2 separate regions of the Homo sapiens genome follow, and region 2 is linked to region 1. Evidence: chromatin loops called from intact Hi-C (ENCODE). Cell type or tissue: endothelial cell of umbilical vein. All regions are shown on one strand. Links, peaks and the distances in the headings refer to the core of each region. The heading gives the core; the rest is flanking DNA. Region 1 overlaps RGS9 (regulator of G protein signaling 9). Region 2 holds the start of MIR6080 (microRNA 6080).

The links. A loop is a pair of places that touch in the nucleus more often than their neighbours do. Peaks named below come from ENCODE experiments on the same cell type or tissue, not always from the same donor. Only the 100,000 strongest peaks of a DNase experiment are listed, where the experiment ranks them.
Region 2: a loop joins it to region 1, with 8 times the contacts of the local background. A loop is called at or near these places in 18 of 110 quality-filtered maps.

What each region holds. Positions count from the first base shown.
Region 1 is chr17:65,191,546-65,207,677 of GRCh38, forward strand. It overlaps RGS9 (regulator of G protein signaling 9), which reads left to right. Exons shown (of 19, transcript NM_003835.4): 12 at 1,998-2,111; 13 at 5,581-5,696; 14 at 10,448-10,535; 15 at 12,618-12,756. Among named protein-coding and RNA genes, the nearest start is that of RGS9, 62 kb to the left of the region's middle. In endothelial cell of umbilical vein, for the core only: a CTCF peak has its summit at 7,412 (motif pointing left); a DNase peak (open chromatin) is centred at 7,296; H3K27me3 peaks cover 384 bases.
Region 2 is chr17:64,771,698-64,787,829 of GRCh38, forward strand. It overlaps MIR6080 (microRNA 6080), which reads left to right and starts at 9,062; the gene lies at 9,062-9,127. It also overlaps the pseudogene ARHGAP27P1-BPTFP1-KPNA2P3, the pseudogene ARHGAP27P1 and the pseudogene PLEKHM1P1. RefSeq lists enhancers at 6,101-6,770, 6,771-7,439, 13,282-14,041, 14,413-14,913, 14,479-15,678 and silencers at 6,926-7,145, 7,306-7,365, 8,619-8,668, 9,437-9,536. In endothelial cell of umbilical vein, for the core only: a CTCF peak has its summit at 5,335 (motif pointing right); DNase peaks (open chromatin) are centred at 5,304, 9,144 and 9,824; H3K4me3 peaks cover 2,311 bases; H3K27ac peaks cover 3,530 bases.

The DNA of each region.
Region 1 (16,132 bases), core at 4,129-12,128:
TCAAGACCAGCCTGGTCAAAATGGAGCCCCGTCTCTACTAAAAATACAAAAATTAGCCAGGAATGGTGGTGTGCCCCTGTAGTCTCAGCTACTTGGGAGGCTGAGGCACAAGAATTGCTTGAACCCAGGAGGAGGTGGCTTCAGTGAGCTGAGATAGCGCCACTGCACTCCAGCCTGGGAGACAGAGCAAGACTTTGTCTCAAAAAGAAAAAAATAAAAAAGGTCTGATTGTCGACTAAGAGAGTCTCGGGAGAGAATAAGCCAGGGGGCTTGAGTTCTGAATAGAATTGCAAACCCAGTGCTTGTCTCTAAGGTACCAGTGGTTTATCTCTAAGGCATGGATCCTGTTCTGTCCAAATCTTATGGCTGAGGGAAGACTTCAGGGCAGGTGCATTTCACATTCACTGTGGACACAATTCCCCACCTACGGGGAGGAGGCACAGCAGGTTTTCAATACCCAGACAGCAGGAAATGCATTGACTCAGAAGGTCTGACTCAACTCAAGGGAATTAGCTTTTTTTAGAAAAGTTTTTTAAATTGACACATAATTGTACATGTTTAGGGGGTACATAGTGATGTTTCAATACATACAATGTGTATTGATAGGATCAGGGTAATTAGCATATCCATCATCTCAAACATTTATCATTTGTTTGTGTTGGGAACATTCAATATCTTCTTTTCTGGCTATTTGAAAGTATATAAAGTAAAACAGAGGTTACTACAGACTGGGAAGGGAAGGGGGAAGGGGAGATAGGGAAGTATTTGTTAAAGGATAAAAAATTAGGCCGGGAGCGGTGGCTCACGCCTATAATCCCAGCACTTTGGGAAGTTTCAGGCAGGAGGATTGCTTGAGTCTAGGAGTTGAAGACCAGCCTGGGCAACATAGTGAGACCACATCTCTACAAAGAATAAAAAAAATTAGCCAGGTGGTGGCACATGCCCGTGGTCCCATCTCATCATGACACTGACGTGGGAGGACGGCTTGAGCTGGGGAGGTCAAGGCTGCAGTGAGCCATGATTGCATCACTGCACTCCAGCCTTAGTGACAGAGCAAGACAATGTCTCAAAAAAAAAAAAAAAGTTACGAAATTACAGCTAGATAGTGTTCTGTAGCACTGAAGGATGACTGTAGTTAATAATAATACAGTATGTATTTCCATAATAGCTAGAAGAGAAGGAATTAGCTCTTCCTCCAAATAGTGTGTTTGGACCAATTAAGCCCCAGGTTTAAATAATGGGCCTAAGTTTCCAAACCCAGGCATTATCCTGAGAAAGGGTAGAACCCAACATGGCAAGAGTCTTGGAGTCTGTGGCAACTTTGGGCTTCTAAGATGGGTGCAGAGACACAAGTTTGAACACTCCAAGTTGGTTTGAATCTAAAAACCTATTGATAAAATATAAACAGGCCATATTTTAATGAAATAGATACAGAAAGGCCGGGCATGGTGGCTCACACCTGTAATCCCAGCACTTCGGGAGACTGAGGTGGATCGCTTGACCCCAGGAGTTTGAGACCAGCCTGGGCAACTTGGCAAAACCCTATCTCTACCAAAAATACAAAAAAAAAAAAAAATTAGCCTGGCCTGGTGGTGCGCGTCTGTGATCCCAGCTACTCAGGAGGCTGAGGTGGGAGGATTGCTTGAGCCTGGGAGGCGGAGGCTGCAGTGAGCCAAGATTGTGCCACTGCACTCCAGCTTGGCTGTCTCAAAAAAAAAAAAAAAAGAAAAAAAAGAAAAAGAAATAGGTATAGAGGAATGACAGAGGGACTGGATGGAAGACAATGTTTCATTTCACAAGTAGAATTGGGACTGATTTTGTCAAATACCTGCCAATCCCAAGGGTTATTTGATTTGAGGAAATTTCTAGGAAAACAGTAATAAGTATGTCACCAAATCGATACAGGAAAAGAGGACAGCCTGGTCAGTTGACCTGTGTATTGATGTCATATCTTGGGTGTCGAGCTTCTAGGAAATCATTTTCTGTTTCCTTTTCAGGATTGTGAAATACAGTGAGCAGTTCTCATCCAACGATGCCATCATGTCAGGCTGCCTCCCCAGCAACCCCTGGATCACCGATGACACCCAGTTCTGGGACTTAAATGCCAAATTGTATGTATTTTATATATTGGTGTTTTTTAAAAAACCGTTTTTGAGTTACAATTCACATGCCATAAAATTCACCCCTTCAAAGCATACAGTTCAATGGTTTTTATTATATTCATAGAGCTACAATCAATTTTAAAACATGTTCATTACACAAAAAAGAAACCCTGGACGCCCTCCAGCCTTAGGCAACTATGAATCTACTTTCTGTGTTTACGGATTTGTCTGTCTGGACATTTCCTATCAATGGCATCACTTGGAATCTGAGGAATGACAGAGGGACTGGCTGGCAGACAATGTTTCATTTCACAAGTAGAAGAGGAACTGATTTTGTCAAATACTTGCCAATCCCAAGGGCTACTCGATTCGAGCAAGTTTCTAAGAAGACAGTAATAAGTATGTCACTAAATCGATACAGGAAAAGAGGACAGGCTGGTCAGTTGACCTGTGTATTGATTTCATCTCTTGGGTATTGCGCTTCTAGGAAATCTAGGAAAGACTATGGGGTCTTTTGCGACGAGCTTTTTTCACTTAGCATCATGTTTTCAAGGTTTACGAATCTTGTAGCATGGATCAGAACTTCATTCCCATTTATGGTTGAATCATCTTCATGGTATGGATGCACTAGAGTTTGTTTATCCATTCATCTGCTGATGGACATTTGGGTGGTTTCTGCCTTTTAGCTATTATGAAGAATGCGGCTATGAACATTCGTGGGCAGGTTTTTGTGTGGGCATATTTTCATTTCTCTCGGGTGTATATCCAGGAGTGGAATTGCTGAGTCAAATGGTGACTCTATGTTTAACAACAGATTGGTTTTGAAAATTAAAAAATCATATGTATGGCTTTGCATGTTTGATATCTAATTAGCGTAAACTTAAGTTCTGGGCGGGCAGGGCCCTAAACCTGCCCTTTCCCTTACCCTTTGGCTTTTTTTTGTCAGTTTTGAATAGTCATTGCTCACTGGACCTGCACGCTTGTGTTATTTGGAAGAGGGGGCAGAGGCAGAAACACAGGAGAGTTCCGGCACACAGAGGGAGGAAGAAGAGAAGGGTGTAATGGTCAAATTAGAGGGAGAGAGAGAGGAGGACAGGGGAGAAGGGACAGGCCTGAGTGTGTGAGGGAGGTGGGGTGATGGGAAAGGAAGGAGTGCCAGGTATAGGTCACAGCTTGGGTCAACACTGCCGAGGCCATGAGGAACACACAGGTGACACTGACCCAGCTGGGTAAGCAGGCCTGGCCTGGGAGGGCCCTGATTCTCATCTTAAGCAACACTGGTACCTATTCCACGTGGCCCGCTCTGGGCAGCCAACAGGTTAAGGAGGCCACTCCTCTGGAGTCAGGGGTCCCCTGTCTACTAAGGTCAACTGCAGAGCCAAAGACTCTAGAACTACCTTCTGGGGAGGCTTCCCTTATCCTCTTTGGGCTCTGGCTGTTGGGGTGCTTCTCTGCAGCCCATGTCTGCCTCCCAGCGTACTGAATGAGAGAGGCGACCTGTGTCTGCCTGTGGACAAGCATGTGCGGACGCTGGCTCTCCCTGGAGGAGAAGGCAGGGAATCTGGCCAGGAAGAGGGTTGTCCTAGGAGGGCTTGGGGAGGAGAGATGGATGGCCGCTGAATTTTAAATAAAATGGGGAGCATGGTATTGAAGACAGGTAGAGATTGCTGGCAAGAAGAAAAATGTGTGTTCTGTGTAAGAACCGTTGATCAGAGGGCACTGGGTGGGTGACAACTGGAACTCCCCATTAAAGTGGGAAGCCCTGTTCTTTTTTGTGGATCCTATATGTTTATTGAACCAAATATATATATACACATATATGTATTTGTAAGTATATGTATATATATATTTTTATTGGTGCACCTATCAACTGTGCCGCGTACACTGAACCCCGTTTTTAGTCTTATATCCCTCACTCCCTTTTCACCCCTTTCCCCTGAGTCCCCGAAGTGCATCGTGTCATTCATAAGCCTTTGCATCCTCATAGCTTAGCTCACATGAAAGCGGGAAGTCTTGTTCTTAATGGTTTAGATTTTAGAACAGTATTACAATTACTGGGGAAGCTTAACAAAAACATCAACGTTCAGGCCTTATCCTCCCAAACCTCTTATTTGGTTGGCCTGGGTTGCTGTCTCACCACTATCAGCGTTTTTTGAAAGCTCTGCTGATTTTCACAAACAGCCAGGATTCTTAGGCTGGTTTACAGCGTTGATTCCCAGTGTGGGCCCTGGACCAGCGGCATCCGCAGCACCAGGGAACCTGTCAGACATGCGTATTCTTGGGCCCCACCCACTCCTACTGAATCAGAAACTCTGAGGTTGGGACCCAGCAATCTGTTTCAATGCATCTTCCAGGTGATTCTGATGCATGTGGAAGTTTGCAAACCACTGTCGTCATCACAACTCAGCTTCTTACTAATTATGTGAGACTTGGCAAGTATTTAATCTCTTTGAGCCTCAGTTTTCTTGACAATGAGATGGGATAGTAATACTCAATTCATAGTGTTCTTTTAAGGATTCGATGGTATGTGTGTAACGCACAGTACCTCACATAGGACAATGCTTTGTGAATGGCAGTTGTTAATGTTATCAGTTTTCTTATTGTTTGTACACTTGTTCTTATGGAAAGTGTAAAACTTGCTTGGCATGCTTTATCTTGGATCCCATAGACATGAATTGTGCCTGGTTCTGGTCCTAGCTGCTACATCAGTGGGAAAAATGGTGTGAGGGACTTGAAACCTTAGTTTCAAAGGTCTGTGTTAGGTTTAGGAGAATTCCATAAGGGATAGGAGAGAACACTGAGTCTTTTTCTGATTCTCTGGAATGTTAGATCTCTGCTAGCTGGGCTCGAATATCCTACCTGGGATCAGGGAAATCTTTCCAAACAAGGAGGTGCAGTGGGACCTGCATCTTAGAGGAAGCCCTGAAAGGGAGTGCAGAGATGGCAAATGGGTCTACTCCGAGGCACATGGCCTGAGGCAGGTACAGGAGGAGCCACCGGCTCCCACCAGAAGCCAGGGTGTGCCATGGTAGGGGGGCAGCTGTCGTGGGTGATAGGCACCCAGCAGGTGGCAGTGATTGTAGCACCCATCACCAATGCTGCTCCAGAATTCTCTCCTAGTCCAGGTGGCAGCCTGACCCTCTGCTGGCCAGGCTCCAGGCTGTTACCATGCCTTGGAGGAGGCATTTGAATTCGTTTGTCCTTAAGGTTAAGTGAGCAGGACCTGAGTGTGGGCTCCCCACGGTGGGCATCCTCCTCACCTCTGGGATGGTCATGTCTTTGATGTGAGCCCCGGGGGACTTGTCTGTGGCTGCATCTTCCTAGCAAGTGATTACTTGGCTTGTGTGTTATGCAGGGATTGGGAGGAGGAGGATTGAATTGAGCCCTGGGCCATGAGACTAAAGGCCCTCACCCCAACCCAGGCCACCACCTGTCACAACCGCTACCTCTCTGGTGCATTTACAAATCATCCTTGCAGGGTGGAAATCCCAACCAAGATGCGAGTGGAACGATGGGCCTTCAACTTCAGCGAATTGATCCGAGACCCCAAAGGTCGACAGAGCTTCCAGTACTTCCTCAAGAAAGAATTCAGTGGTGGGTCTTTGTTTACAAAAAAAAATTAAAATAACTTACTTTTAGAAAGAGTCCTTTAATGTCTAGCCTAGGGTTTGGGGAATTTCTCAGCAGATGTTTTCAGAGCTTTGCTTATGCCCTTAAACAGTTGCTTCCTTTCACAGCTTTAAGAATGGGACCTGAGCCCAAGACTCGTTCTTTCCATAGACTCAAAGAGGCCCCACCGTCTGGGGGAAAATTGCACCTGCTCACAGAATCTACATCAGGATCCCTCACATTTCTGAGGGCTCCATCCATCCTGGATGCCCCCACTGTCACCCGAGGAGCCCCCGCTCCTTCTAGTCAGCCTCTAAATATAATGAACCTGGAGGAAGGGAAGGGAGACAGGCAGGCTTTCCCTTTCTTTCTCTTTTTGTCTCCCAGCCTGATTTTCTTTTTTCTTTGTTTCTTTCTTTTTTTTTTTTCTGGAGACAGAGTCTTGCTGTGTCGCCCAGCCTGGAGTGCAGTGGGATGATCTCAGCTCACTGCAACCTCCGCCTCCCTAGTTCAAGCGATTCCCCTGCCTCAGCCTCCCAAGTAGCTGGCGTTACAGGTGCCTGTCACCACACCTGGCTATTGTTTTGTATTTTGAGTAGAGATGGGGTTTCACCATATTGGCCACGCTGGTCTGAAACTCCTGACCTCAGGTGATCTGCCCTCCCCAGCCTCCCAAAGTGCTAGGATTACAGGCGTGAGCCACTGCGCCTGGCTTCCTGATTCTCTTTAGCTCAGTGGTTCTACACATTCAGTCTGCCTGGGGATATTTTAAAACATGTTTTCCTGGATCTCATCCCTAAAGTTGCTTTTAAATTGGTGGGGGTTGGAATCCTTGAAGTTTTGGAAACTCCCCAGATGATTCCAATGTGTGGTGATTGACAGCCATCACCTTAGCTCCTGGCCTGATTTCTTCAGGGCCTTAGGAGGGTGTGGATTTTAGTGAAATGGGCAGGGCCACATTTTGTCCCATCTCTGAATGTCACCTCATGAGGGGAACTGTGACTTTTTTTTTTTTTTGATATGGAGTCTCGCTCTGTTGCCCAGGCTGAAGTGCAGTGGCATGATCTCAGCTCACTGCAACCATTGCCTCCGAGGTTCAAGTGATTCTCCTGCCTCAGCCTCCCAAGTAGCTGGGACTATAGGCACGTGCCACCACACCTGGCTAATTTTTGTATTTTTAGTAGAGACAGGGTTTCGCCATGTTGGCCAGGCTGGTCTCGAACTCTTAACCTCTAGTGATCCACCTGCCTCGGCCTCCCAAAGTGTTGGGATTACAGGCGTGAGCCACTGCACCAGGACTGTGGCTTTTTAAATATACTGCACTTCCCGGAGAAGCATCCACAAAAAAACACGAGGCCAGATCAGAACCAGGCTGTGCATTCACCACCTTCATTGAAATATTTACCTTTACGGGATTCTTTTACTTCCTTGCTCAGTACCCAGCCCTGGGGGCATCACTCCTGAGCCTTGACACTCAGCTGCTTACTACCCAAGATCCACTTGTCTGTGGCACTGCTCCAGAAACGAATCCTACTGGACATGCCTTTAGCCTGGCTGACTGCCGGATGCAAAACATTACATGATAATATGGATTGTTGATAATCATCTCCCTAATCAAGTCTAATTGCTGCTCTAGAACAAAACCCAGAAAAGATGGATGGACTGGCGAATAAGTGGTTATAGTGCCATCTAGTGGCAAAGTGACAACATACACCCTGAATTTATTATCTCCCCCCCACTAATTCCTTAGTGAGAATCCAGCGAAAAGATTTCCCTGCATTATTTAAACCGTATTATTAGCAATCTCCTCATGAGATTCCTGAGGCTTTAGGTATGAACAGGGCAGATAAATCATCAATTTGCTCATTTACTTTTTAAAAAGATTTTTAAATTGAAATATTATTTGCATATGATGAAATTAACTTTTTAAAAGTGTACAATTCAGGGGTTTTAGTGTATTCACTAAATTGTGCAACCATCATCACTAATTCTAGAACATTTTTGCCACATTAAAAAGAAACTCTTTACCCATTAGAATCATCTTCTATTCCTGCTTCTCCTGCACCCCAGCCCTAGGCAACCACAAATCTACTTTCTACCCCTACGGATTCACCTCTTCAAGACATTTCATGTAAACGAAATCATGCAATATGTGACCTTTTGTCTTTTTTCACTTAGCATAATGTTTTCAAGGCTTGTCTGTGTTTCAGCATATAACAGCGCTTCTGTTCCTTTTTTTTTTTTTTTTTTTTTTTTTGACAAATTCTCACTCTGTCGCCCAGGCTGGAGCGCAGTGGCGTGATCTCATCTCACTGCAACTTCTGCCTCCCGGGTTCAAGTGATTCTCCTGCCTCAGCCTCCCAAGTAGCTGGGATTACAGGCGCCCGCCACCATGCCCAGCTAATTTTTGTATTTTTAGTAGAGACGGGGTTTCATCATGTTGGCCAGGCTGGTCTCAAACTCCTGACCTCAGGTGATCCACCCGCCTCGGCCTCCCAAAGTGCTGGGATTACAGGCGTGAGCCACTGCGCCTGGCCACGTGGTTCCTTTTTAATGACTGCATAATATTTCCTTCATTCCTTTTTAATGACCCCATAATATTTCCTTGTTTGTATGTACCACATTTTGCTTATCCATTTGTAAGTTAATGAACATTTGGGTTGCTTTGACTTTTTAGCTGTTATGAATAATGCTGCTATGAACTTTGGTGTACATATTTTTGTGTGCTCATTTAATATTTTTGGTGGGAAAACGTATGTAACATAAATTTTACCATTTTAACCATTTGCTTTTGAGACGGAGTCTTGCTCTGTCGCCCAGGCTGGAGTGCAATGGTACCATCTCGGCTCACTGCAACCACTGCCTCCCTGGTTCAAGCAATTCTCCTGCCTCAGCCTCCTGAGTAGCTGGGATTAGAGGCGCCCGCCACCACGGCCGGCTAATTTTTGTATTTTTAGTAGAGACAGGGTTTCACCATGTTTGTCAGGCTGGTCTCGAACTCCTGACCTTGTGATCCGCCCCCCTCAGCCTCCCAAAGTGCTGGGATTACAGGCGTGAGCCACCCATGCCCAGCCGAAATCTTCTTCCTTTTTAAGGCCAAATGATATTCCCTTGTAGTCTTCACCATATTTTGTTCATCCATTCTTTTATCGATGGACATCTGAGTGCTTTCCACTTACTGGCTATCACGAATAATTGCTTATTTAATTTTACTAAGCAATCAACTGTCTTTTGCTATGGGCAAGATGGTTTACATGGCACTTTTGTCAGATCAGTTACATTTTAGTTGAGAGCATCACTGGTCTGTGATCTCAGTCCAAAGAACGCCCTAAAGTTCATGCTGAAAAGGAAGGACCTCTATAGAGCTATGGGACAAATGCCAACTAGTTTAAAATTGTGCAGCCTTTTCTAATATGAAGCACCCAGGAGCTTTTAAAAAAATGCAGTTGACCCTTGACCAACACTGGTTTGAACTGCACGAGACCACTTATAGGTGGATTTTTTTTTCAGTAAATATATTTAAAAACTTGGGGGGATTTGCAACAATCTGAAAAAACTTGCAGATGAACTGCATAGCCTAGAAATAGAAAAAAGTTATGAAAAGGTATCATGAATCCATAAAATATATATGTAGATACATATCCACTTATGTGTCCATTGACTGTTTATGTTATTAGTAAGGCCTCTGGTAAACAGTAGGCTATTTGTAGTTAAGTTTTTGGATTTTCTACTGCATAATGGTCTGCGCCCTAACCCCTTAATTGTTCAAGGTCAACTGTACTGAGAAAAGAGAGGAGAGGATTTTGTTGTTCATTTCCCCACACTGTGACACACTCCACGATTTACACACACACACACACACAGACACACACACACTTGCTCTCTCTTGTGATCGTCTTTATTTTCCCAGGCAAAAATCACCACCTGGGACCACTGTATGAACATATGCGTGGTACCTCTGGACGCTGCAGGTTAGAGAACCTCGAGTTGGAGGGAGATGAAGGATTTGGGGGAACCTGGCTTTTCCTTCTGGGCCAATCCCCTCTGGCTCAGGTGATGCTCAGTTCAGTCCTGCTCCTGGCCAGACCTTCCCTGAGGGTCAGTCCATCAGCACTGCTTCTTGAACAGCCTCTCTGTAAGAACCGTTGGCCTGGAATATGTCTGGTGAGGGACTGCAAATGATGGGTTCTCTAAGCACAGCCAAACAAAGGAGGAAGAACTCACGCTCAGTCATTCAACGGGAGCAAAGGAAGGAGGTCTTGATGTAGAAAACCGTAGCGTAGCAACGCATGTATAGAAGCCTATTCATGTGCGAGCTCGTTCAAGCAATATTTCCTACAGCCAAATTCTAGAATAAAAAAGAGTACGACAACCTCTGGGGGGTGATATGAACTCTGGCCTGTGTATTGTTGGAGGAAAGGAAGCTGCCACGGTGTGAATGCATTGCTGCAAACATGGTAGGTGCCAATCTAGTTTATTTCTAAGGCCACGTATTGAGCAATTACTAAGTTCCCAATGTTCTTCCAGGCCGTAGAAGTGAAGATGTGGCTCCTTTCCCCAAGGAGTATTGTTGTCTAGCATCACAATGTGCAATAGCTTGTTCTGCGGCAGGAAAGGTGTTCACTGAGCTGGGAAATGGAATCCATCCCGGTTGACTCATTTCTTTTATTTCCTCTTTTCTTCTTCCAACTTATTTCCTGCCCGGCCCTCATCCACGTGGACTTCTCACCATGCAGGAGAGAATCTGGGATTCTGGGAAGCCTGCGAGGATCTGAAGTATGGAGATCAGTCCAAAGTCAAGGAGAAAGCAGAGGAGATTTACAAGTGAGCATCAGCCAGGGTGCTGGAAAGCCTTCCCTTGGGCCTCTGAGGACCACCCCATTGTGCTTGAGGTGAAGATAGGATGAGAGGACAACAGCCTGGTAGCTGGCTGGGCCCTGGTCAGCATCAGTTCACTGTACTTGCCATGCTAGAAATAGTTCCCCGCTGCTTTGGGAGGTTTGGGGGTTCCCTGAAGAAAGCCTGGTGAGACATGCAGTGTGAGTCACCTGTTCCTATGGGAATGTGTCTAGGGGTTAAAAAAGCAAGCTGTCCCGAATTACAGTGCAGAGTGCTCTGTCTTTGACTAAAGCCTTCTTAGGTGTCCTGAGGGGTGTGTGTGTGTGTGTGTGTGTGTGTGTGTGTGTGTGAGAGAGAGAGAGAGAGAGAGAGTGAGAGAGAGAGAGAAGAAGCAGCAAGATGGGAAACCTATTCCTCACGCTTCCTTAGAGATGTGAGGAACACAGGGGAAGGGAGCTCCTCCCACATGTCTGGGACAGTGAGCGCAGCTTGGGGTACAAACATGGGTGGGCACATCTCATTCCTGACATCACGGCTCCAGCCCCCACTTGTTCTGAGCAGCAATAAGTCTGTCCCTCTCCATGACTGTCTCTCCTCCAAATTACACAAAAGCCAAGAGTTCCAGGTTAAAAGGGTCAGTCCTGTTTTCAATGGCCAGGTGGAGAGGGAGGGGAAGGTGTGATGAGGCTCCCAAGGTTGCTGAAAGCCACACTCCCCCTCCCCAACACTCCTCCCCCTACAGGCCTGGTGGGTGCTCCTGTCCTGCTGTGGTCCCATCTCTGTGGGTCCTTTCATCTGCACTGGCTGCAGTGGACATGAGTCCTGGATACTGAGGGCCCAGCATTGTTAGTTCATACTCACATGCTTAGCCGTGTTGCCCAAAGCCCAAGCACCACGCTGGGCTGGAACCAGCCCTTTGCAGTCACCAGACTGTGGTGCTGAACTTTGGGCAGCAGGCCAAACAGCCCCTTCCCTCTGAGGACTTAGCCTCTGGACCCTGGATGTCCTTCCTGCAAATGAACTCAGATTGCAACACCCCGGTTTCCAGAGAAGCACCAGCAGCATTGAAGAGAAAAGCTTGAGGTCTCACTTCTTCTTATACTTAGAGGTTCATACACTCTATTGCAAATTTGCCCAGCTCCTCCCACAGGGAGGGGATCCATGCGCTGAGAGAAATGGGGGTGCGGGTGGGGTGCAGTGGGGAGGGCTGTCGGTCCGGGAAGCTTCCATGACATCCTTTGCAGTACAATGGGTGCCTGATTGCCTTACACACAGTGACGCACACACAACTCCTGATTCCAAAAATCTGCTACAGGAAGCCCGCTGCCTCTGCCATTAGACCAGTTTCCTTCCCCAGGCTCCCTGGTTATGTTATGTAAATCTCAGTTTCAATTCCAAAATTTTAATGTACATCTTAGAAAGGTAGGAAAATATTCATATGAGTATTTCTAATTCAGCAACAGCTCAGAACTGGAAATACTGAGAGAGCTCTGCATCCCGACATCCCAGGTAGAGCCACGGGCTCAGGAAGTGTGGCCAAGTTTGGTCTAATTGGGAGCCTTGGCCTGTCTGCCCAGCGGGTCAGACCTCTGGGTTCTGGGACTATGGGCTGCCTCTCGACACAGCATGTGAAATTCATTACAAAGCACATGTGGGTTGGGAGGAGAGCAGAGACCCCCAGAACACCTGTGTGAAGGTGTCTTAGCCTGGTCCCAGGTTGCCCCTGGAATCCTGGTGCAGAAGGTGTGAAGTTGGAGGCTGAGTTCTTCACCCTCATGGCCAGGACCTAATCCGACCTGGGCCCCAGCCCCTTCTTGCTCTCTCTCCTGGAGGTTGGAAACATCAAAGTTAAATATTCATATTCCCAATACTGGAAGTTTCTTGCTTCAAGGAAAAATTGCTTGACAACCTCTTCAAAAGTTCATGCTCTTTAGTGTCTCCTAAAAAAACCACCACCCTCACCCTCGGTAACCGATTCGTATCAGTCCTTCCCTCCCAAGCAGCTGTGAGCTATCCATGAATTGACTTGGTTTAGTTACTTTTGCTAACATCTCCCTCCCACCCCAGGCTGTTCCTGGCCCCGGGGGCGAGGCGCTGGATCAACATAGATGGCAAAACCATGGACATCACAGTGAAGGGGCTGAAGCACCCCCACCGCTATGTGCTGGACGCCGCACAAACCCACATTTACATGCTCATGAAGAAGGTAGGTGGGTCCGTGCTGTGGATACGGGGTCCAGATAGGCTTTCTGTCACTAAGTACCCGGAAAATTCTTTAGATATAGGAAAAAGAGAGAGGATACGTGGATAGAGCTTTGCCGGTTGTGGCATGCAGCTAAGCATGGGGGCTCATGTCTGTAATCCCAGCTCTTTGGGAAGCTGAGATGGGAGGATATCTTGAGCCCAGAAGTTTGAGACCAGCCTGGGCAACACAGTGAGACCCTGTCTTTATATAAAAAAGAAAGAGAGAGAAAGAGAAAAACCCCAGAATTGTCAACCGTCTCTTCCACCTGTCCACTGGGGTGGACTTGCCTTGAGCCCCTCACCCACGGGCCTAGAGGAACTCCTGTAGAAGCTGTGTGCATCCTTACGGGCCCCACTCTGCAGCAGTAGACAGGTAGGAGTAATGGCATTAGTAATGACAACATTATAATAACAGCCATCATTCGTTGAGGGCTTACAAGGTGCAGTCGCTGTGCGAAACACAGAACTTTATGCTCAAAGACAGCCCACAAGTTAGGCTTTGCTGCTCCAGAATCTAGTGGCTTGGTCAAGGTCTCACCAGAGATGGGGCTGGGATTCATAGCCAGGTCTGCCTGGGTTTCAAGGCCGAGCTCTTAGTTTCTGCTGCAGAGTGATGGCAATTCTCACCACCCTGGCCCCAGGCAAATATTACACATAGAGGCGTAGTGTCTAGGAGAGACAAATTTGTGTGTGTGTGATTGTAGTAAGACCCTGTGAGAATTTAGATAGCCCTCTGGATTATTAACAAAGTGCGAATGCGGTGGGAATTTAAAAAAAAATATGTGAAGGGTACCTGAGAGAAAAATCAATCATTTTCTTAAGAAACTAGAATCGGAGGCTCAGAGTTAGCCTTAAAGAACTTGTCTAGTTTGATTCTTCTTTGGTGCCATCCTTGACAAGACTTTCTTTGGGTGCTTCAACTTCTCATTATGGCAATGATTTCTTTAAGGGCAAAGTATCTTTATAGGATATAGGTTATGTGATATAGGCTATTTGATATAGGTTATGTGATATAGGTTATATGAGATAGATTATGTGATATAGGTTATGGATATTGGTTATGTGATACAGGTTATGTGATATAGACCATCTGATATAGGTTATATGAGATAGATTATATGACATAGGTTGCGTGATATAGCTTATATGAGATAGACTATGTCATACAGGTTATATGATATAGGTTATGTGATATAGGCTATTTGATATAGGTTATATGATATAGGTTATATGAGATTATATGACATAGGTTACATGATGTAGGTTATATGATATAGGTTATAATGTGATATAGGCTATCTGATATAGGTTATGTGATATAGGCTATATGAGATAGATTATATGATATGAGTTATATGTTATAGATTGTAATGTGTTATAGGCTATCTGATGTAGGTCATGTGATATAGGTTATATGATATACATTATATGATATAGGTTATGTGATATAGATTATGTAATATAGGTTATATGATATAGATTATATGATATAGGTTATGTGATATTGGTTATGTGATATAGATTATGTGGTATCAGTTATGTGATATAGGTTATATAATATAGGTTGTGTGATATAGGCTATCTGATATAGGTTATGTGATATAGGTTATATGATATAGATTATATGATGTAGGTTACATGATGTGGGTTATATGAGATAGGTTATATGATGTGGTTTATATGATATAGGCTATGTGATATAGGCTGTGTGATATAGGTTATGTGATATAGGTTATATGATATAGGTTATGTATATAGGTTTGTGTGAATGGTAAATGCTGATTAGCTTTCCTGATTTATATTTCTTCTATTTAGTCTTTTATTGTATCATTTAAAAGTATTTTTACTTTGTTTTTAAAGCATGTAATAATTTAGAATTGCCGCCAAGCCAGATTAGCCATTTTCATCATTTTTTGAATCAGTGGGGTGTTTCTGTGTGTTTTGAATCAGTGGCTGTCTCTTTGTTTTTGTTACTAGACGATTCACAGCAGGGTTTCTTTAATAATAATCCTCTTTAATGTATTTTAAAACGTTTTGGTTCTTAAAAATGTAGTTTTCGGCTGGGCGCAGTGGCTCACGCCTGTAATCCCAGTACTTTGGAAGGCTGAGGTGGGCAGATCACGAGGTCGGGAGTTTGAGACCAGCCTGGCCAACATGGTGAAACCCCGTCTCTACCAAAAATACAAAAATTAGCTGGGCGTGGTGGTGGATGCCTGTAATCTTGCTACCCAGGAGGCTGAGGCAGGAGAATCACTTGAACCTGGGAGGTGGAGGTTGCAGTGAGTTGAGATCGTGCCACTGCAATCCGGCCTGGGCGAAAGAGTGAAACTCCGTCTCAAAAAACAAACAAACAAACAAACAAAAAAACCTGTAGTTTTCATACGGCTTTTTAGGGGATGCCCAGGGAGGCCAGTTACTAGCCAGAATGGAACAGTCATTGGTAACTGCAGAAAAGAATGGCATATATGCCCACTGGACTCCCTATATGCCATTACAGCTATGTCCTATGGTGAAACACTCAACGTATCCCAGTGGCTCCATGGTCCCTATTCCTAGACTCTATCCTAGTTCTCATAACTTTTACTGCTCCCACTTAGTCTTTAGAATAGTGCCATTTCAATAAATTTTTAAAATACCTCAATCCCTGGTTTGTTGCAGTGGCCTTTGTCCCATATTGGGTATGACTAGAGTTTTCCGCTCGCTTAAAAGTAACGAGCATTCATGAAGCTTCTCTGAAATTGCCCAGAGTCCCAGTAAACAGCCCCATAACTGGACTCTACGCGTTGGTTGTTTTTGTTTTTGCTTTGGTATTCTCTTGCCTTTACACCCAAAACACAGGGCAGAAAGGGATGTCAATGGCTTAGAAGTGGGCTCCATACTCCTGGCTGCTCATCTTCCTTGGAAGAAAGTCTTGGAGAGGAGAGGTCAGATGTGCTCTTGTCTCATGCTGGCTTCACTGAACCACTCCAAGGTGGATCTTCATGTGTAGGGTTACAGACTGTAATTCTCAAACTTAAAGGTGCAGCAGAATTACCTGGAGACTGTTCAGGTAGTTGTTAATTGTTAATTGTTTAGGTGTCCTCATGTGAACAAATGATGACAGGCAATGTCTCCATACATGACCAGCTGTCTCACCTGTTTGGCATGTAGCATGCAGCATATGAGAATAAGTGAAACAAATTAAGCAGTTCTGGGTCTAGTGTACTTTTAACTGTAGCAGCTTTTATGCAACTGGCTACATTTACAACATAGGCTGAATCACAGACAATGTTGATAGGATCTGAAGCTGTGAGCTGTAAAACCTGAGACTGTTCAGGCTCAGGGTGAATCACTCCCAG
Region 2 (16,132 bases), core at 5,281-13,280, 420 kb before region 1:
GCACACCTGTAATCCCAGCTACTCAGGAGGCTGAGGCAGGAGAATCGCTTGAACCCAGGAGGTGGAGGTTTTGGTGAGCCAAGACTGTGCCACTGCACTCCAGCCTGGGTAACAGAGTAAGACTCCATCTCAAAAAAAATAAAATAAAAATAAAAATAAGAAAATATGCATTTTTCTTATATGTCTATGAAAAACTTAGAAAAATCATTTACTTGGTCACAAAGAAATTCATAATAAATTTTAAAAGTGGAGATTTTACACATCTGGAGAAAATGAATGCTTTCCTAGTAAAATATAAAATGGCCAAAATTAACTAGAAGGTGAGTAGAAACTTAAATAAACTAATTACCACTGATGAGAAAAAAAATCTGCCACTGAAAAAGGCACCAGGTCCAGAGGGTTTCATGAGAGGGAACTGTAGAAACCTTTTGAATTCATCTTTGCCAACACCTTCCTCCTCCAGGAAGCACTCTTGGATTTCCCTCTTGCGAACAAGATTCTGGGAGGATGGCTCCTCCAACATGCCCCCCACAGCTCTTTGCAGATGCATCATGTCATATCATATCATATCTGCCATACCATAACTACCATGCCATACCATATCATAATTGGATCTGCTGTTCAATTTCTCCTGGACAGTAAGCTACCTGAGGGCAGGAACCATCCTTTATTTTTCATTGCTCCCTAGTGCCCAGTACAGCAGCTGACATTCACTGACTAGGTGAATATGGTAAGTGAAAAAGCAGAAGGCACAATCGTCATTACGCTGTGATGTCTCTATGGGAACTGCCCAAGACATACACATAAGAAGGCAGAATAAATGGGAAGAAACCAACATGCTAACAGTCATTTGATTGAGATTTCCTCCTATTATTCAAATATTTGTAATGGAGTTAAGCTATTTTTATAGGGAGGGAATAGTAATTTACACATTTAACTGGGCCAACGAGGAGAAAGGAAGGGGGAGGTTGGGAGGATTCTGCAGGCAGGCCCTTCTGCTACCTCTGCTTCCTCTCTCTGGCCCAGCCCCTAGACAGACACAAAGGCCTGGACGGGGGCCCCTGCCCCACTCCCTTCATGCCTCACAGGGGACCCCCAGCCAGGAGAAGGCAAGGAGGCAGGGTGGGCACCCACAGGGGCCTCAGTTGGACAGAAGGGTCCTGCGGGGCTCACCTGGCAACAGCTCTGCAAGTTCCCTCAACACCAGAATCCTTCTGCAATCTGGAAACAGAGCTTCCCAAAATTTAGCAAGAGCACCTGTGCCCCTATGCCCCTGTGCCCCAGAGCCCTAGTCCTGGCAGCCCTATTTCCCCCTCAATATGAACAAACAGCCGCTGACCTCTCACTCCCCGGCACAGATCCAGCTCTGAATCTCCCTAACATTCAGGCATGGAGCCCCGACCGCATTTCTGGTCAGCAGCTACCCCCTGGTCACGATCATGGACTTTCCCATTCCCCAGGGCCTGGCACTGACCACCCATCCAGGCTGGCATTCAGAAGTACTGATGCCCACCCTTCCCTGTACTGGACATAGTCATCTCTAAGAAGGGCAGAGAAAATAGGTCCATGGGAGCTAAGCTATGAGGAGGCAAAGGCCTAAGAATGATATAATGGACTTTGGGGACTTGGGAGTGGGGGAAGGGTGGGAGGGGGGTGAGGGACAAGAGACTACACATTGGGTACAGTGCACACCACTCGGGTGATGGCTGCACCAAAATCTCAGAAATCGCCACTAAAGAACAAACACCACGTGCTCCCCACAACTATTAAAATAAAATAAACATTAAAAAATAGGTCTAGAGTGAGGTCAACTACTGAGGCCTGGGAAGGAAGTGAGGGGGCAGGTGGGGCCCATCTCAGGCCTCTGGGGGCCGAAGGGAGCCAGGGACTAAAGAGGTGAGAACCAGGCGCAGGCTCCAGGGAGACCCCCAGAGACCATGTGGCCTGCAGGGGAGTTGGGGGGGTGTGCAGGGAGATCTCTGGGGGGACAGCAATGTGGGGTGAGGGTGGGAGGGGTACCCAAGAAGCTGCTCTCTCCTAAGTCAGGTCCTAGGCAGGCAGAGGGGCTCTTGGGACAGCCTGGGGCTGCAGGTGAGTCCCTGGGAGGGAGACAGCTGAGGCGGCTGCCCCAGCTGGAGGGTGGGGGTGAGGGTTGTTGGAGGAGGGAGTACAGGCAAGGGGCTAGCTGGAGTCCCCTCAATTTGGACTTAGCTTCCTGCTATTACCAACGCCCCTTGCCAAAGGCTCCCTGGCTGGCCCTGAGTGGGGACAGGTGGGTCTGTCCCGAGGCCAGTTTCTTTCTCTCAATCACAGCGGCCTCGGGCTGCCCTCGGAGTTTGTCCTAGGAAGTGGGTGCTGGGCCTGGATCCAGAGAGGAGGGGCCCCCAGGTGGGTTTTAGGATTTGGGAAAGGGAGGGGAGAGAGTGGAGAAACTGCTGTGGCCGCCCTCTAGTCCCTCAGGGGCAAGGGCTCACTCACAGTTCCCAGCGGAGGAGGAGAAATGAGGGCCCCCGCTCCTTCCAGTCGGGGCTGCCTGCTCAGGTGCGGCGCCTCCAGGGTTGCTTGTATAAGAAGGTGCAGCAGACCGGCTGGAACTTCCCTCCCAGCGGCCAATGCCCCAGCAGCAGGGGCGGGCTCCAGGCCAGCTCCACCCACCTGGGCCTTCCCACTTCTGGGTGGGGATGGTGACTGCACCCTGAGATCCCAGAGCCAGGACCACAGCCATGGGGAAGAGTCTCAGAGGCCCCTTTATTGCACCGCCTTTGGCCTGGCTTCCCAGGGCTCCCTGAGTGGCCTCTTTGGGAGAGAGGAGGAGTCATCCCTGCTTACCTCTCCCTGTCTCCCTGTCTCCCCTCTCAGAAGGGGTTGCTTCTGCCCTCTCCTGGGCAGCAAGAGAACAGGAGACGTCCCTCTCCTGGGACATCAACTCTCCCACCACAGGGCTGGGCACGCAGGATGCTCAGAAGAAGGAGCGCTTGCTTGCCTTCAGCTTGTACTGTTCTTGCTGAGAGGAACAGGGTGGCCAACCCTAAAGGCCACCTGGCTGAAACTGAACCTGCTGGCCAGGGTGGGGCTTGGGGTCAGGGGCCTGGAACTGTCCTGGACACAGCCACTTCCTGGCTGTATGAGCTTCGTCCTGTCACTAAACCTCTCTGAACCTCTGTTTGTACTCAGGGCAAATGGAGGTGCCTACACCTGCCTTCCAAGCTGCTGGGAGCTTAACCCTGGGTTACAAGCCTTTGAGCAAGAGCCCACAGGACTGTTAGCCCCTTTGGGACTGCGTCTTACCACACTTTGTCCCCAGTGTCCAGCACAGTGACCAGCCCACACCAAGTACTCAATATGTGCGATTAGAGTGCATGGGGAGTGACAAGGCTGTGAAACACCATCCATGGCAGGAACTCCTCTGTTCTGGGGGTCCCTGGCCTTGCCCAGTAGCCTGCCCTAAGCCCTGAGCTGCCGCCTGACAGACGGGGGTCCCTATACACTCCCCAGTGCCCCCGTGCCATGCCATCCCCACATCCTGCCCCCTCTGTTCTGCACCCACTTTCTTCCGAGATCCCTTCTCAGCAACAATCTCCTCCCCATCTTCAGCCTCCCCATCTCCTGCCCACCCACCTGAACCTGGGGATGTTTCCATCTATGACCTACACCCCCTCTGGCCACGCTGTGTCTCTCTCTCTCCTTCTGTCTGTTGTCTACACACTCAATTCGCACCCTCACTTCACTCCTGACCACTGCCCTCTGCCTTCAGCACCCCCCTGACCAGCTGAGCTTCTAGTGGCCACTTCGGATAAGTGTTATATGGCCTTTCTCTCACGTCACCTTCCTGTGCATCTTTCTTCTGGACACTTCTTGTCCTCTGAGCCAGCACTCTCATGCTTCTCTTCCCTTTGTCTGGCACCTAAATCCAGGCAGGCCCCACCTTTCTCCACCCTGCTCCTCCCCAAGTCCCCCCCACCCCCCAACTCAGTAAGCAGCACCACTGTCTGCCCACAAGTGCCAGCTGGGAATCTGAACTCAACCCGATTTCCCTCCCACCTCCCTCGGCCCCCAGACCCTGCCCATCCATCTCCCAAACCTCTGTTACCACCACATGCCCACGAGACCACCAAGAGCTTCGGCCATTCTTGAGGCCCTGGCCACAGGGATTTTTTTCTCAATCCCATTCCTGTCTCTGCTAAAAGCCTCACAGCAGCTGCAGGATAACGTGCACATTCCTGGCAAGGGCTCATGAGGCCCTGCCCCGGTGGGCACCCACTCTCAACCCCATGCTCCACTCTGAGCCCCGGCCCCATGTCTTCTGTTGCTGGCCTCCTATCCAAGAGGGTGAGTCCCCCAGGACCGTGGCTGTGCCTGAGTCCTCTCTAGATCCAAAGGCTCACCAGGGCTCTGCAGCTATTTGGCTAGTTCATGCCTAATGAACGAGTGAATGGGCCTGGAGGATTATGGTGGGGAAATGCCGCCTGGGACAACTAAGGGCAGGGGTGGGGTTCCCTTGTGGGGGCAGGACCAACTCCCTACCCTGGACTTTGTTGGGGGTGGAGCACCAGGGAGAGCCACAGCTGCCTCTTGAATAAAGCTCCGTGGCAGGGAACGTGGTATTATTGCACTCATTGCACAGGGGAGGAAACTGAACCAGAGACGCAAAGTGACTTGTGGAGGTCACATAGTGAATTAGGGCCACAAGTGGGGCCAGGGAGCAGCCTGTCTCTGGCCAATGTCCTAGTTCCCCCCTGGGTAAGTCCCCTGCCCTCATCACCTGTGCCCCTCCCCCCATATGCCACTGCAACTGGGAACCTGCTGGGAGCTGGAGGAAGGATGGGCAGAGGGGCCACCTGGCAGGCGCCCTGGCAGCCGGGGTGATCTGTCTTCTCAGGAGATGTCAGGACCTGGGCAGTCTCCTTCCTCTTTGGTCCTGGGGCCTGGGGTGGTGGCCCTTGGGCAGACCTACAGAGGCCTGGCTCATAGGTAAGGGGCTGCCGCACCTCCGCCCTATTCAACATACACTCTCTGTGCACTCTGTCTGAGCCAGACCCTGGGCCAGATGCGAGGTTCAAAGAGCAAGGCCATTCCCCCACCTCCAGGGGCTCCGCTCAGACGGGCAGGCACCGTCCCACCGTCACTAGGACAGAGAATGTGGAGAGGCCGGGAAGTGCGCCACCGGGAGCCTGCGCAGGAAACGGAGGGGCGCTGCGGGGGAAGAGCGCTGGCATCCAGCCACCCATCCCAGAGAAGCTGCCTGGCTGGCTGGCAGGGGCGCGAAACAGGAACCAGCCGCGGTCTCCAGCCCCGCCCGCCGGGTGCCGTTTTCCACCCTGGCCACAAGGCGGCGGGCTGCCGCTGCAGGAGCCAGAGTGAAGGCGGCGCAGACCCAGGGAAGCCAAACGAGGATGACCCAGTCTGGGTGGACCCCCTGCTGCTGCCAAGCGCTTCGAAGCCTTAATTCATTTAAGGCTCACAACCCTAATCCTTAGGTATTGTGCTTACACCAGAGGACGCTGGGCCTGGGGGGGGAGGGGGTGGTCCTCGCTTGTAAGTTAAGTGGCTGTCAGCAGCTGGCAGCTGCCCCAGCAAAATCCAGTTCCCCTTTCCCTAGTCTCAAAACCTGAGCTCTGCATTGTAACGAGACAGGCGGAGGGAACACCCAGCAGCGGGCCTACGGAGGCGTGTCTCCTTCGTCTGGGCATCCCGGACTCAGTCCTGGCACATGGTGGGCATCAGTGTTCATGGTAATGACATCAGGCACAGCGAAATAAATCAGAGGCTCCCAAGGTTCAGAGGTCATCTGTCCATCCCCTCCCTTTGTGCTAAAGAACAAACCGAGACCCTGAGAGAGGAAGAGAGCTGCCTCTAGATCATCACACGGCCGGTGGCAGATGGCAGAACGGTTCTAAGCATCCTTTTCTCCCCCTCGGGCTGCCCCTCCCTGAAAAGTTCCTAAAGTTCAAAATGTCAGAGTCCCCCAGAGTGTTCTGAGGATGCAAGAGTGTTTGTAAAACGTGCTCTATTTTCGATTTCCCAGATTAACACAACTGGATTCTGAAGAGGGGAAAAAACAACCTCACTTAACACGTCTTTCTGAAACAAACCCATCAGGAGTTCTTTTAAAAAAAAAAAAAAAAAAAAAAGGAACTGAAATGCTGGAAGCACCCTCAAAGGGAAGCAGACGCCTGACTTTCACATCCACCCTCTCATCTGACTCCAGGCTCCTTGAGCTGGCGGCAGGCCCGCAATCCCCCGTTCCGTGCCCAGATGCACTTCGGAATATAGAACAGCTGGGACTTGGAAAGATAATATGTGGCACCCACCTGCTGTAGGTTACATAACCTCCCAGCAGGGCTTGGGGCAGCAGCCGGCCATCGAGCTTATTTGCATTTCTGCAGCAAAACATGAATATTCACACAAGTGCGATAAATAAAGACCATCAACAGCCTCATATCAGTTCAAGCGCAATTTTGCCACCAATTTGATTACGAAAAATCTTTCGGGCTTCCAGGGAGCTTTGGAGCCTGGAAATTGCAGATGAGGGATGGGGGCCTGCACTGTTTCGCGGCTGGGGAGAGGGAGCTCATCCGAAGTCTTCCGACAGAGGTGGGCGTCATGCCCGACGCTGAGCGGAGTGGGTCTCCTCGAGCCCAGGCTCCCTGCGGGCGCTGTCCTCAGCGAGCCTCCCCGCCTCCGCGCCCGGGGTCGTACCTGCTTCACGATCTCCTACCGCGGCGGGCCGCGTACCTCCTGGATGGCCTCTTAGACGTTCTCTGAGTCGCTGCGCGACAGGGGCAGCAGGCACACCCAGGAGCCCGCTACGCTGCAGGCCTTGAAGCTGCCGCTGCTTCCGAGGTTGCCGGCGGGAGGCGAGACGACGGCGCGCGTCAGGTCGTCCAGGGACTGCGCGGGCCGCACGGGCGCCGTGGGCCGCAGGTACAGGCAGGCGGGCAGGCCGGGCGCCAGGCTGCTGCGCTGGCTCGCGGCGCCGCGCTGCGCAGGGCCGCACAGGGAGCTGGCCCCGCCTCGGGGCTCCGCTGGGGGGCCGTTGGGGGCCGCTGCCACAGCCGCGCTCACGAACCGGTAGTCGTAGGCGAGCGGCTCAGGGGCTGCGGGTCCCGATGGGGGGACCTGGCGGCGCGTCAGCGGCAGGGTTGCCCAGCGCAGGCAGCTCGCGCACGTACTGCGCGGGCAGGTAGAAGGGGCGGCCGCCGGGCTTGCGCCGCACGTGCCACCAATGCTCAGTGCTCTGTGCTGCGCCGCAGCGGCCGGTAGCGCTCATTGGGCGGGATGGCCACGCGGCGCCCGTCCTTGCCGGTGTACTCGAAGGGGTGCTCCACCAGTACGTACACGTCCCCCTCCACATCCGCCGCCATTGCGGCCGCGGCATTTTCCTGCAGGCAACAAGGAAGAGGGCCGCGGAAGTCAAGACCACTGAGCCCGGAATAGCCCAGCACTCGAGGAGAGACTTGGGTTCGAGTCCCGATGCTGCACTTGCCGTTCGCCTTCGGGCCTCAGTTTTCCCATTTCTAAAATGAGGACTTGAATAAAATCACATGCAAGGCTTCCATTCTTACACTCAGTGCTGGAATTAGGACAACCTCTTCATTCCGTGGGGTTGATTCTAAGATTTCAGCCTCGCTTCAGTCCTGCGGTGGGGAGATTGTGGGTAGTCTTGGTCCAAATCGACTGCGAGGGAAACTTTGGCTTTAAAACGAGGGGTGATTACCTGCTCTAAGGTCGACACCACGCTTGCTTGATAGTTGACCGTGCCTTAGTTTTCCCGTCAGTCAAGTGGGAAGAGCAGCCCATTTCCTGCCGCTCCCCGGGCCCTGTCCCGCCTGGACGCCTCCCTCCAGGAGCCTGCGCCCCGGCCCCGGGGTCAGGGTTGGGATGCGGGCTCTGCAGGCGCCCCGGCGAACAGCTCTACCTGGAGGCTGTCCCTGCCCCGCTTAGTCCAAGGGCCTTGGTGTGGGGGCCTCCGCTGTCAAGGCGGGGGAACCGGTTCTCTCGGTTTCTCTCCCCTTCCCCAGCGGCTTCAACGCAGACGTGAGCCCGAGCCGGGCCCGCCCCCGCCCCCTGCTCTCCGGCTCTCACGCCGCCCCCCGAGAGAGGCTGCCCACCTGCCCTGTGACCCCTACAGTGTCCCCAAGAGAGTGGCCCCTGGAGAATGCACTCTGAGACAGTGACTGTCCGTGCGGAGTCCCAAAGCAGGGGCCCTCAAAGCTCTCCGGAGTGGTCACAAGCCCCGCTCCCGCCCCGGCTGGGTGTGTCAGGGATGGGGGAGAGCTTAACTAAATCTGCCGGCGCCCCTCCACCAAAGCCATGAGTCGGTGGTCTTCTCCGGAAGTGCATGGCCCCTCCAAGCTCCCACACTGACCACATCTCCTCCTGCCTCCTAAGGTGACCCAGGCCAAGGGCCAGGAGACCGCGGCTTGCCGAGGCTGAGGGACCGAAGGAGCAGGGTCCAATCCGGGACTCCCGTAGGGCTCCTTCGCCACTTTGTCAAGCGTTCCTCGACTAGGAAAGGGTATACACTTGAGTCACTAAGCACACTGGGCCCCGGAGGCGGGGTCATCGAGCTGCCCAGAGCCAACAAACCCCAAGGTGGACACTGCCCCGGCGCCCCTTCCCCCCGGACCCCGCAGCGCACTCACGTCTGCTGGGCGGGCCTCAGGGAGCCCAAGGGCCGGGTGGGCGGGGCCGGCAGGTTAGGCCCGGACCATCGCCCTGGGCGGGGCTTCCGAGGTGGTGCCGGAGAGGTTTCGCGGAATCGGAGCTGGCAACGGCAGCGAATAGGGACAGCGACGCTCAGGAGTGCTGTCACCCATACCCAAAGAAGCTGCGTCTGGGCGGGGCGAGGAGGAACCTGAATGCCTCTGCTGGGGACCTTGGGGGGCATTGGGACGAGGACCGGAGCAGAAAGCCGGGGTCCGGAGCCAGGAAGGCTGCGTCTGAAGGGGCGCTGGCTGGTCGCTAGCGGAGCCCAAGGAGGGTGGGCCTCCCCTGTCCCGCCTTCCCCCTTCCCTTCTCCCCCGGGGATTTGCTGTCCCGGAGTCCCTGCGTCCCTCCCGCCTGCGGCTCTGGGAATGCCGGTCTGGGGCTGGTTGTCTAGTGCGGGCGTTCCCGTTCGCGGGGAGGTCATTGGCACCCTGAATCACCCACTGCGAGCCCTTCCAACCGGATTGTAGACCTGCCAGCTCCGGGCCCACCTCCCCCAACAGGGCCTTTCCCGGAGCAACCCGGCCGGGCCTGGAAAAACTCCGAGAGGGATTCCCAGCGCAGGGACGCCCACCGGAGCGCAGTGTCTCGGGCTGGATAAGAAGGGGACCCGGCCACAGCTCCTTCGCCAACCTGCGGGAACACAGAGAAGGGGAGGGATTGGTGGGGGCCGAGAGGATCCCTGGAGCGCGAGAGCGCACCCGTCGCCAGGAGGTCCCCTGCGTCCACTGCCCAGGCGACGCAAGCTACAGCGGCGTCAACGCCTGGGTCGGCGCTAGGGGCCTGGGCCTGCTCCCCACCCGCCTCCAGAGGGAGGGCAGCCCTTCGCCTACCTTCTCCTCCCCGTGGGATGCGGCCCGAGCAGCTCCCGCCCCAGCACGGAGACAAGGGGAGCAGGCGCGCGGAGCTCCCGGGTGCGGACCCGCCACCTGCCGCACCCTTCCCTCCCCAACCCTGCCCCTTTCCCCACCCCCACCCCACCTCCCACCTCAACTCCCGCTCGGCGGCCCACTGCCTGCCCGGGCACCTCGGGGCGTCCGCTCGCCGGCCTCGTCTCCACTTGTCCCGGCAGGCGCGCGTGGGCTCGGCGTCCCGCGCTCCCTCCTCGACCGCGCGGCTCCGGCGCTGCCAGGTTTCCTGTATAGCACTATAACCAGTGAGGCACCGGCGGAGAGCGCCCGGCAGAACTTCCTCCCGGACTGGGGCTGGGCTGCGGTTGCGAGAGACAATCCCCGGCGTCCTGGCTTCCTGTCGCCTCTGGGCCAGGCCCGCGCCTGAAGAGGAAAGATGCCACCCCCTCCCCTGCATTTCCCGGGATCCTGGGCCACTCCCGGGATCCTGGCTGTCTCCAGGGAGGAAGAGGCCGCGGGGCTGAGATGGTGGGACTGGGGATGGCGGGAGTCTCCCGCGCAGCTTCTCCTGGCCAGATTGCCTTCCCACCATCCCCCACTCCCTCTTGACCCTTGCGGGGAAAGAGGTCCACCCTCCAATCCGTCCACAGGGTAAGCTCAGAACAACCTCCTGGGGGCCAGGAGTCCAGCCCCAGGGCCCTCCGCCTTGGGGGTCTTCTGTTTGGGAATTATCTGCCTCTCTGGACAAGCTGCCTCGCCCTGATCTGAGCCTGCGCTCACTCCACACGTCACAAACCACAGCCCTAGCAGACCCCCTGCCCTCAGGGGCCCCCAGAAACAGTTGTGCCTATGGACGTGGCTGTGTGTGCGGAGAGCTGGCTGATTCAGGCCAGTGTTCTGGGACGAAGAGAAGCCCACACCCCAGGCCATGGCCCCTCTTGACTCCACCTCCTGGGGGCCCAGGGTTGGATGGGAAGCTGAATCTGGCCACACTCGTTCTGGAACTCCCTTACCTCTGTATCTTTGCCCCTGCTAGGCGTTGCCCACCCGTGAGTCTACACTTCCTCTGAGAATCTCAGTGTGTCTGAGGCCTGGTGGCACTTTGGGACCCTCCAGGGTGGGCACACAGCAGAACTCAGCATTGGTCTTTGGTGCCCGACATGCTTAGAAAATAGTGACTGGAGGAATCTTCTCTCCCTCCCTACCTTTTAGGTCTCTCCCCACCTGCAGCACAGCCAGGCAGCGGCTGGCAGTGGTGATGGTCTTTGCGTGGGGTCAGGCAGGTATGATGCCCCACTCTGCTGCTTGGCGGCTGGTAGGCCTTGGGAGTTCTGCCTTATCTCTGCAGCTCAGCTTTCTTTCCTATCAATAGTAACACCCACTTCACTGGATTATTGGGAAGATTAAATGAGATCCACTAAGCAGTGCTTACCACATGCCCAGCGTACACCATATATCAGCTATTTTTTTTTTTTTTTTTTTTTTTGAGATGGAGTCTGGCTCTGTCGCCCAGGCTGGAGTGCAGTGGCACAATCTCGGCTCACTGCAACCTCTGTCTCTGGGTTGAAGTGATTCTCCTGCCTCAGCTTCCTGAGTAGGTGTGATTACAGGCACCCACCATCATGCCCAGCTAATTTTTGTATTTCTGCAGAGACGGGGTTTCTCTATATTGGCCAGGCTGGTCTTGAACTCCTGACCTCAAATGATCTGACTGCCTCGGCCTCCCAAAATGCTGGGATTACAGGCGTGAGCCACAGTGCCTGCCTATATCAGCTATTATGACACTTTTATTATGTGATGAGCTCTTGGGGTTTGGACTGGAATCTCCAAACCACCCGTCCTCCTTCAGGCAGAAGAGAAGGGGAAGTCCCAGCTACTCGGGAGGCTGAGGCAAGAGAATTGCTTGAACCTGGGAGGCGGAGGTTGCAGTGAGTCGAGATCACACCACTGCACTCCAGCCTGGGTGACAGAGTGACTCCGTCTCAAAAAAACATGGGTGAGAAGGGGAAACAAGTGCCCTCAGAGGCGCTTGGCTGAGGATGGAGAGGGGCTGAGCCCACTGGCAGGGCAGAACCAGGTCATGTGCCATGGCCCTCCACTGGGCCTCCCTCCCCCAGTTTCTCTTCTCTTCTCTGGCCCTACCATCTATTGTCCTTGGGGGAAGCTGTGGCACCTAGATGGGCAGAGGGTGCCAACTTGTAATCTGAAAGGGGCCTTCAAGGACAGGAAATCGCAGATCTGAATGTTGTCTGTTTCCATCCCATTTTACCGCAATCTGATTTCCCTGAGAATTAGTCTGTTTCCAAGGGCGCCTTCGGGAAGAATCCTCACAGGCCTAAGCCCTCCCCAGGCCAGACTCCTGCCCACTCAGGGATGGGGCAATGAGGGCTCTGACCAGGCCAGGCTTGTGGTCATGGCAGGTGCATAACCCAGCTCCTGGCTTAGGAGGTATTGGCATCTGGGCACAGGTGTGCGCCATGACCGGGAGAAGCTATGCACAGCCTCCACCTGCCTGCCACCGCCACCTCTGTTCTGCACAGGCATCCAGCTCCAAAGCTGGGTGGGTGACTCAGCAGCTGATCACCCCCAGGGAGGGGTGGGGGTGGGCTCATCTCTGACAGTGACAGGTGGATCTCCACCTGAGGCCTCAGACTCCAAGCTGAGCGCAGGTAAGACAGCTAGGACTGAGGGCCCGCTGGGTCCAGGAGAGGTGGGAGAAGGCGACAGAGAGACCAGCAAACCCACATTTCCCTGAAGCCTGGAGGGTCTGAACTTCACTTCAAAAACAATTCCAGGCTCCCACCCCAGCACCAAGGCCCCTTCAAAGGCAGTCCTGCTCCGGGGAAGTTCTTCAGTCTCCAGTGTCCTGGCTGGGCAAGTTCAGTGATGCTTTGGGAATTCATAGCTTTGTGAGGCGGCGGCTGCATCCACAGGGCAGCTCCCCCGCATGCCCTGCACAGCTTAGGGCGAAGGACCAGGTCATTTCTCCACAGTGCAGGGCCCAGCTGCCTGCTGTCTCTAGGGTCCTGCCTATCTGTGCCCTGGCAGGGGTCAGTCAGGCAGAGAGGGTGACCCCGGGCACCCACCAAGGTGGGCCTGGAGCATCTGCAGCAGTGCCCCTGTCTGTAGAGGGGTGAGGAGGGCACGGGGATTGGGGGTGGGCAAGACGGCGACCCTCCCTAAACCGAGGAGGGCTCATAGTGCTGAAAGTGCTGGTTTCCAGTCATTTCTCCTTCTCCTAATGGGGCCAAGGCCCCAGGCTAGAGAAGAGCTAGGGGCTCTGACGCTGAGAAAGGGGTGGGCTCAGCAGGTGAGACGCACTGGGGTGGGGAGTAAAGAGGAGACAGAGAGGAAGTGGGGTCACCAGGACTGGCCCTGCCCTGCTGAGGGGCGGTTTGGCACTGGCAGTGAGGGCCAGGAAAGGCACTGGGTGGGCCCACAGGCCCTGTCCCAGCAGTGGCCTGCCCAACAGCCACCCGCTGCCTCTAGGACAGGCCTGAGAGGCTCCTGTGCATCCGCTGGGGGTGAAAATGTCTGGATTTCATGGGTGACTCGCATACGGTCAAGAATAAAAAATACTTTCTGTTGAAATATGAATGGGAAAAACCCACCTTAAAAAACCAGACCTTTTAATCAGGAATGTGGAATTGAAAATGTTCCCCAAGTCCCCTTTCCACAGTGTTTGGCCAGCCCTAACGGAGGCGCCGGGACGCTGGTGAGCCAGGGCCTGGTGAGTAAACGGCCCTGCCTGCCCCAGACAGGGAGCATCTGGTGGTGGCCACGCCTCCTGCAGCAGAGGGGTGGGGGGAGGGCCAGGGGACATCATGGGGACTTCCTGGGCTTTCTGTAGGAGGCCAGTGCTCTGGTCACATCTGAGGTCTTCCTGACAAGGGGACACAGCTGTGACACGGTGAGTATCCTGGGCTGATAGGAAACCCAGCTGGGATGGCTGAGCCACACTCACCCCCGGCCTTCAGAGTGGGATCAGCAGAGGGGCATCAGGCGAAAACGTTCTGTTGCTGGTACTTGCGTCAGCGAGCACAGCGGGGGCAGCCCTTCTTCACCACAGCCTGGCAGCTCTGGTGGAAGACGGTCTTGCACTTGGCACACCTGGGGAGAGAGCAGCACACCTGCTGGTGCCGGCTGGGCTGGAGGTTGACCTGTGGCCACGCTGGCCAGCACTTTTGACCAGAACCCACGATATGGCTGTGACATACTGTGTAACCCATGCACGCACGCTGTGCCTTTCCATCCCGGAACAGGAGATTCTCGAAACAGTGCTTACCCATACGTCACACAATGCACACTGATATTCTCTGTCCTACTGCATTTTTTATAAATGCTGCTTGAGATTCATTAAAGATTTCTTACCTGTATTTTAAAAAGCATTTACTTATTTATTTATTTATTTTTGAGACAGAGCCTTGCTCTGTTGCCCAGACTGGTGTGAGGCTCACTGCAACCTCTGCCTCCCAGATTCAAGCAATTCTCCTGCCTCAGCCTCCCAAGTAGCTGGGATAACAGGTGCCCACCACCACACCTGGCTTACTTTTGTGTTTTTAGTGGAGACGGGGTTTCACCATGTTGGCCAGGCTGGTCTCAAACTCCTGACCTGAAGTGATTCACTCGCCTCGGCCTCCCAAAGTGCTGGGATTACAGGCGTGAGCCACCGCACCCGGCCAAGACTGTATAATTTTAAAAACTCACTCCCAGGCCCATTCAGGGCTGAATCCCGGCCAGTGGACACCGATAAAAAAAGAACTAATGTTCCCAGTTCAGTTTTCCACTCCCACATGGGTTGCAGGAAGGTCTGGATGAATTTTTCCATTGAGAGGTTGCTGATAATGAGCAATAACTGGGAACAAGAGGGATCATTTCAGCAACCGAGGCAGTAGCAGTGGCAGTGGCAGCTACCACCCACCAGGTGCCCACTTTGTGCCTGGTCTTATGCCAACAGTGCAGGGCGGTAACTCATACAACCCTCCTCAACCCATGCATACACTGAGACCCCAGGAGGCTCCACTCAGAGAGCCGGCAGCCACCTCTTCTTTAGGAAGACAGATGGTTCTGTAGAGGCAGAGGAGTCCTGGGAGAGCTTGTCTTGCCCCCTGAACTGGTCCAGAGCTGGCCATGACTGCCCAGGGCGTGGGCTGCCCTGAACAACTGCACCGCCCCTTGGCACGGCACAAAGCAGATGTTCAATACATTCCTGCCCATAGAGCGAAGCCTGCTGCCCTGCGTGCTTGGGCCAGGCTGTGGGTGTGGCGAAGGGTAGGGCTGGGAGGCAGCTGGCTGGGTGTCCCGCATACCTGACTGTGGTGTCAAACTCAGAGGGGAAGATGATGTCGTGGTGCTGGCAGATCTGGCAGATGAAGCTGCGCTGGGTGCACAGGTCGCAGTGGTAGACATGCTGGGAGGCAAATTCAATCAGGGCCTTGAGGAATCCTTCATATACCTCATCTGCGATCTGCGGAGGGTAAGTAGGAATCCTTCATACACCCCGTCTGCGATCTGCGGAGGGCTGGTAAACTGAGGCCCCAGGCCTTTCAAGCAGCTGCACTGAGTCGCCATGGCACCCTGCCTAGAGAACTTCTACCCCCAGTTTCCATGCGGGCAAGAAAAGAAAACCTCCCTGAATCAGGCTGAGTAGTGGCAGCATCCAGCCCGTGGGTACTGAGGTCACTCGGGGCTTATGGGATTTATAGATGAGACCCAAATCCACTGTACCCTCCCCTTGGGGAAAGGAGTATTCCAAACTCTCTTCCCTACGATCCTGGGGTTGCTGGAGTTTTATTTCAGGGGTGCTGGGGGTATCCGTCCCTGCCCAGGAAGCTGGGGCAGCAGGGCAACCCACCCTGAGCTGCAGAAAAGCTGCAGACTGCTGTCTTCTTCAGTAAACTACAGACACCCTCTCTCCCATCTTCCTTGCTGACTTCTCCAGGAATGAAGTCTTTCTAGAGTTCTGGGCGGGGTAGGCATGACACTCTCACCTGCCGGAGGTCAGCAACACGGAACCTATGCGGAGACTCCAAGAGATAATTCCGGTGGTTGAGCCTTCAAACAAAACACAAGCGATTCTTTAGAAAAGTTTCGAAGACCCAGGCCAGCCCGTGTTGTTTATTTTCATTCCCCTGGCGCTGCTCACCAGGCAGACACCTCCCGCCTGGGCGGGGCAGGGCCTAGGAGCACAATTCAGCCTGCTTGGGACCCGGTCTTCAAGGTAACTAACTAGCTGGTTGGACCTTGGACATGTTACTTAAGCTCTCTGAACCTTGGGTTCCCCTCTCTGGGAAATGGAGTTGTCTGGATTGAGTAACTTATTGAAAGCATTTGGCTTGGTGCAGAGCTCACAGTAAACATGTAATTAATTAATTAATCATGAGGAGGATAGGTGCTGACATCTGGGACCAGGAACTGGGCTAAGAGCTTCATACGCACTCATTCATTTGATCCTCACAATAATCCTGTGAGGCTGGTACTAACACAACCCCAACTTTGAGAAGAGGAAACAGAGAGGTTAAGTCACTTGCCTGAGGTCACATATCTAGTAGGTGGGAGAGCTGGAGTTTGAA